Regions from separate parts of the Homo sapiens genome. Here region 1 is linked to region 2. A link is a contact called in ENCODE Hi-C or POLR2A ChIA-PET data. All regions are on one chromosome and are shown on one strand. Each heading gives the region's core, a stretch centred on a gene start or an enhancer-like site at or near the end of the contact. The rest is flanking DNA. Distances are from core to core; before and after follow the strand shown. Region 1 overlaps PIK3R1 (phosphoinositide-3-kinase regulatory subunit 1). Region 2 has its middle 130 kb from the start of PIK3R1.

Evidence for each region. Hi-C counts contacts between places; a loop is a spot of excess contacts on that map. ChIA-PET counts read pairs that join two places held with the same protein, here RNA polymerase II (POLR2A). Pooled maps may share reads with other maps.
Region 1: a loop to region 2 is called in a pooled map, with 2.3 times the contacts of the local background. The contact joins two enhancer-like sites. A Hi-C loop is called at or near these places in 14 of 168 maps with a recorded cell type or tissue (CD14-positive monocyte, Caco-2, Calu3 and 11 more), 3 of 37 single-sample maps with no recorded cell type and 23 of 50 pooled maps. POLR2A ChIA-PET finds 5 or more read pairs at or near these places in 2 of 52 experiments (H1 and MCF 10A).

The regions. Positions count from the first base shown.
Region 1 is chr5:68,274,209-68,277,265 of GRCh38, forward strand. All of the region lies in intron 4 of PIK3R1 (phosphoinositide-3-kinase regulatory subunit 1), which reads left to right. Among named protein-coding and RNA genes, the nearest start is that of PIK3R1, 60 kb to the left of the region's middle. RefSeq lists an enhancer at 954-1,003. Within about 2 kb of position 1,328, at least 5 of the 41 ENCODE cell types and tissues checked have a DNase peak (open chromatin) inside an H3K27ac peak, as active enhancers do; they include mammary epithelial cell and natural killer cell, where a contact is called at or near this core.
Region 2 is chr5:68,342,064-68,345,432 of GRCh38, forward strand. No RefSeq gene overlaps it. Among named protein-coding and RNA genes, the nearest start is that of PIK3R1, 130 kb to the left of the region's middle. Within about 2 kb of position 1,513, at least 13 of the 41 ENCODE cell types and tissues checked have a DNase peak (open chromatin) inside an H3K27ac peak, as active enhancers do; they include mammary epithelial cell and natural killer cell, where a contact is called at or near this core.

The DNA.
Region 1 (3,057 bases), core at 78-2,577, 68 kb before region 2:
GCAAGTGTGTGCACGCCTCCCTGCAGGCATGTTGGTCATCATCATAGCCATCAGGCCCTGGGTCCTGCAGAGGAGAGAAACCACCTCTTGGTGTTTCTCTCGCTCTGTGTATCTACCATCTTTCCTTGACCCTGAATTTGGCTACATCTAATTCATCTGAATCAATTAAAAAATATTTTTAAGCCTATGTCACTTAAGAAATGTCTCTTCTGACATCCTTTTTCTTTTATTACCTTTCCCTTCCATTTTCCTTTTCCGTTTCCCTTTCTTTCTGGCTTGCCTTCTTTCTTTTTTTGTGTTGAGTGCATTAAGTAACATCACGATATTGTTATGTTCAGTGGTGTGCTGATAAACCAACTCTCTAGGAAGAAAAAGGCCCTGGTTTGTAGCATCTGCCCATTTTTGTGGCATGAATATTCCCACCGGGGCTTATTTCAAGCTAACCAACATGATGTCACTGGATGTGGAATTGGGAAGAATTGAGGACAGTTTGTTAAATAACACTAATTAATTTAGCCAAGAGGGCTTTAGTACCCCAAACACCCACTCCCTCCTTTGGCATAGATGAAAAACTACAAATCAATTTACTTGCCAGCATTCCAGCAAGTCATCTTCTTATAAATCTTTCAAGATCCTTCATTCCCTCATAACGCTTAAAAAAATTATATACTGCCTCACATCATTTTAACTGAAATTAGGTGTTTAAGCCAAAAAGAGTGAAACTCAGTTTTGGACTCCGTCAGAGGTATAATTGTACAAAGAATGCCCACATGACAGTAAATGAGAATTTGAAGCATGAGGCAGTTTCAAAATGAGGCAACTTCTGAGACTTTTAGAAAAGAGGTTTTTTTGGAGAAAAGGAGGAGACTAGACCTTTATCAGTATCAGTAAATTCTTACACTTGAAATGTTCTGACCAGATGTTTCAAAAGTTAAAAAAATGTTTAACTCCATTTTTCCTTTGTACATGGAAATCAGTTGCATGCGAACAGAGCATATCCTCTTTGCTGCTCTGCCTCCTGCACTTCCCACAGAGCAGGTCATTAGAAGTTAACATGCAGAACACTCAAGGTGAAAAGGCTTGTTTTTCGGTGTTTCTGACAGCTTTATCAGGGCTTTAAGGAAACGCTGAATTTTGTCCTTAGCCAATTGAAATGAAGACACATGTTTGGGTCAGAAAATTGGTCAAATTATGAACACGTTTAGTCACAGGAAGAGTTTAGACATCAGAGCCCGATGAAGTGGAAGTTATTTGAGAAATAGTGGTTAGGTTTATAATGTGATCAACACAAAATGATGCAGTTTAGTTATTTAAAAAAAAAAAAAAACTCTTCACACCACTCGTGAGATAGAGTCAACAACCAAGATTCACGTCAATGGTACATTTTGACCAACAGGTTTCCTTCCCCAGTGAGATCAAAACACATAGAAAACTGGTTTCATTTGGAGTCTGTGCTAAAAAAAAGTGAAATTTGTGCCCCACCCCAAAAAATATAAATAAATAAATGATGTCCAAACTTGGGAGTGGATCTGCCAGATCTGTTTCCAACTCAAAGATTTTTCAATACATAAAAACATTGTATAATATCCTGGAGGAAGCTCCAAAATAGTCACTTACACCTAAAAAAAAAAATTATGGCTTTTAACTAACCTTGTGAATTACCAGTCTTTGAAAAGGACAGACATGGCAGACAATAGCCCACTTTTATTAGCACCTGTTATGCTAGTTCATCCATACATTAACTTTGTGATGTATGTCCTAGTAACTTTAACTCACCAGAAAAGAAAGCTGACCCTCAGGTAAATAATTTCTTTCACATTTTTCAGTGCCTTAGTGGCTAATTTTTCTGACTCCAAAAGTCCTTGATTTTTTTCTCTTTTTTAATTTTGCCCTAAAATGAATTGTTTCTTTGTCTCATGCAAGTTTTAATGATTCAGATTTTCACCTGACAGTTTTTGGTTTCATTTAACCTAATTCAGGCTTTCTTAGCCTTGGTACTATTGACATTTTAGGCTGGATAATTCTTTGCTGGAAGAGTGGGAGCTTGTCCCGTGCATTGTGGGAAGCTTAGCCACATCCCTAACCTCTACCCATGAGGTGCCAGCAGCATTCTCCCCCAGTTGTGACAATCAGAAATGTCTCCAGACATTGCCAGATGGCTCATGGCAGAGGGCAGGATCCCACTCCCACTGGGAACCACTAACCTAGGGAGAGACCTAAGGAAGAGGAGACTCCATTCCAGGGGGAGGGAGGGAGGAGTGAAGGGTTGGAGAGTTTACTGGGTACCTGTCATGAGTAGACTCAGTGAAAAGTGAGGTAGGAGAGAATGCAAACACCTCCAACCCAGACCTAAAGATTATGTAGCTCTTCAAAAGTCATCGCATGACAGGTAGGAATAGCTAATGGAAGAGCACGTTAGGCCAGTTTCAATGCAGAAAAGGATTCTTAGAGAGCAGAAGTCAGATAAATAGAACAGACTTTGTCACTAGCTCTAGTAGAATTTGACATAAGGTAAGGTTACCCAAAGACCTGCATAGGATAATTTTATTCATATACTATGAAAGTTCTTTTGATATACCTCATGTGTTGGAAAAGGGCTTTGATGAATTAACTTCACTTGTGGATTGAGCCTTCTAGTTCAATCCACAAACATTTAACACGTTGTATGTGCTGGACACTGAGGGATGCCAGAAGAGCAGGTGACAGCCACAGTCCCTGCCCTTGACGTACCTCGGTCTAGTAGGGAAACACATAATCCCACACTATGATTATACTCCTTGGGAAGTGTCTTGTTAGAGGGGTGGCTCATTAGCACTGCAGAAGCACAGAGGGAAACCCTGCCTGAGGGAGGGATGTGTGCATATTTATTATCTTAACGTTTATACTGCATCACCAAATGTTTTATCACATATTTTAGGATAAGCAAATTCGGTAATATTAATTTTCCGGGCAGAGAGACATTAGATGAAACATGCGGGGCAAAGTGTATGGGAAACCAGAAGCACGGCCAAGAGTGGTGACCATAGAGAATTCCTATAGCAGCACACACACAATTTT
Region 2 (3,369 bases), core at 263-2,762:
AATCCCAAATCCACTTCCAGATACTTATTTAACTTTGAAAAAAATATCCTTACCTCTTTGAGGTTCATTTTTCTCATCAACAAAATGCAGATTATATATATATTTTTTATCTTGCAGGTTAATTGTGAGTAACCAAATTGCATAATTTATATGAAAGTGCTCTGTAAACTCTAACATGCCATTCATGTTTGTTCTGAAGGAGTTTAGGAAATACCACCCCAAATATGCTGCTTTGGTGTGCTGATGACTTCAAATTGAGGGCATTTGGGGAACAGCTAGTGCAAGAAGGGGCTTTCTCTAAACTTCCCTTATCTGCTTAAAGACAGATCCTTTGGAAGAACTCAGTCGTCATGAATCCCCAACAAACCCCACTCAGCCTGCCCACTACTGCCCTTGAATCTCATCTACCACCCATTCCTCTTTCCCTCAAATCATTTACTCTTCCCTAAGTTACCTACATTCTGTCTCCCCTACAACGAGCCCATGTAGATTTCTAGATCTCATTGGGTTTTGCAAATATCCCCTTTTCTTTTCTGGGATGCCGCCATGTACATAATAAATTTGTCTGCCTGTTCTCCTGTTAATGTGATTGCTGTCAACGTATTTTATAGACGCAGTTATCAAATTCTCAGAGGGTAAAGGGAAAGTCTTTTCTCCTCTGCAGTTCTTATTATGAAAAAAATCTATTATTTAATAAACCAGAATGTATAACTCCTATTCCACATCTGATAATAAAGGTTTGAGGTGTCATTTTCATTATTGCTCACAGCTTCTAACACAATGTCATAACCCTAGTTGGATCCTCAGAATATGTTACCAGCCAATACTGATAATCCTCTCATATGCTATTCTTTTCAACACTCCAAAGAAACATTCTGCTCTGTTAATAGTTCTAGGCCAGGAGCTTGGTGTTTGAGAATACTTTCCAGAGAAGAAAATATTTCAGAAGACCTGACATCATTAAAAACCTTCTCCAATCGCCTACTCTTAGTCTCTTCAGTCAGAAGGAGCCCTACCTTGGAAGAGGTAGCTCTGAATTGGAATGGTCAGAGGAGAACAAAAATGTGTGGTCTGGGGGATGCACTGTCAGCCAAGAAACCTTTTAAGGCATCTGCTTCCAATGGAGAACCCAATCTGGGATTCTGATGCCAATCTGGGACCAGCCCTGTGATGCCTAGAGTGTGCAAATCTTGGCACTGTAGGCCCTCATCCACTTAGCTAAACAATGAAGTATCCCAGAGAAATGGGTTTTTACCTGGTTTCAGAGACTCATCGCCCCCGCCCCCCAACTCCCACCCACTGCCCACCACTTCTCCATTCATGGGGCTTGGGCCAGAAGGGGTAGGGATCTATGACAATCTGATCTGGTTCTCAACCCCCGCAGAAAAGTCCATCCGAGGTGGTGCAGCATAGTTCATTGTGCCACCTGACCCTGAATAATGAGCTCAAGCCAGCTCCTTTTCAGATCAGAATGTTCTCGAGAAAAGGCTTTCCCTTTGCCAGGGAGTGACTGGCTGCCTGACTAGAGCTAGAGATAACTCCTGGCAACTGTGAAGGCTGATGAGTCACCAGAGAGGTTTCCAACCTATTCTTATACCCTGAGAACAGCAGTGATCACTGATTTGCATCAGCACACCTCTATTTTGGGTAGGTCTTTCTTGGAGTCGGGGTTTCCTGTAGTGTGCCATGAGTTCTCGGTCTCTCTTGACATCCCCTCCTCTCAGATTTGGCAACCTGGGCCTGTTGAGTTGCCTTAGCAACACTAGTTACTGATGTCAGAAAGGGCAGGGACTCACAAACCAAGTTTTAAGTAATCACTTTCTTATTCAAGTTGCTCAGATTCTCATCAATGGGATAATAGAATTAAATGATGTTGACAACTAGGCATTATGCCTGGGGTGTAGTAAAGGCTCTATCAATGGTAGTTCCTTTTCCCTTCCCTATTATGGAGGTCAAACGTTTGAAAAAAATCCAGTGGCACTTGCACTTCTGTTCTTCTATCTGCTAATGGTGGCAGGTTGTCATAAAACGATGTGCTCAGCTGGGATTAGGCTCTTGCTATTCAAAGTATAGTCCATGGAACAGCAGCGTCTGTTGGAAATGCAGAATAGGCAGCCCTATCCCAGACCCACTGAATCCAAATCTGCATTTTAATAAGATCTTGGGTGATGTATATGAATGTTAATGTTTAGGAAGCACCAAGCTAAGCCACTTGGGTGAGTCTAACCAGAGCTCCAAAAGGAGCAACCCATGGTTACAGGAGTTGGCGCGAAACTAAGTAAAGTACCAAACACTGTGCTACTAGTGTTCCACAGGGCAAAGAAAGAAGGGCCTCTTAAGGTAACCTTCCCTCATTCATTAGGAGCCTCAGACAAGTAATATGATGCCATGCCACTTGACTGACCATCGTTGGCATAACTGATTGAATAGAACAATGAATGCCCAACCAGAGCCCTGACAGGCACCATGGATATCTGGCAGGCTCTGTGCAGCAAGAGGAGGTTGATCCATTGCACTAACGCAGCAGATAGAGTTTGAACTCGCTGAGTCATCACAGATGCCTAGAAGCCATGTCCTTGTTTTAATGACACACCTACAGAAACCACAAAACTGTTTGAAGCAGTATCAACTCAGTGAGAAAATGAACACGGGCCCAAGAAAAGATAAAGGAGAAGCATGGACTGGGAAGAAATAAAGGAAAAGGGTCAAAATGTTGTGGGCAAGATTGCCTATCTTTCTTAAAAACTGAAGATTTAATTTCCTTTTACATTACAACTGCTTTTAATTTGCAGGATGTCACTCCCATTTTCTCAATGGTTTTCCTAATTATCATTCAGCTCATAAGATGCTTTCTCACCCATGCACAGAAACTCAGCCTCATTGTGTGGGGGAAGGCACAGATCTGGCTGCTGATGTCATCAAGCAACACTCTTCAGACAACACTGTGAAGAAAGACTTACTATTGTTCAGATGTGCTAAGATTTCCCATTTTCTTCTGACTGCCTATCTCACAGGAAGACCAAGAATAGAGATTGTATATTGTGAAGTACTCTCAGCCCAGAAAAGAGAAAGCAAAATAATAAGTGTGATAATGACATTGTCATAAGAGCTGGTTTGTGTATTATTCTTCCTGGTAACCTACCTATTGCCACCAGCGGCTATCTGAGATTGGGTAGACTGTGGCTCAACAGTAAGTGAGCCTCAAGCTTCTGGTGCAAATTGTTCGCTACAGCTCACACTAGCAGAGTAACAGCTCTGAGGGGAATACACAGACATCCCTGATTCATCCTTTTGACATCTATGGAAAGATAAAAGGGGATCATGTTATTTTATGGGTGACTGGACTGGTATCAAACTTGCTGAATAACG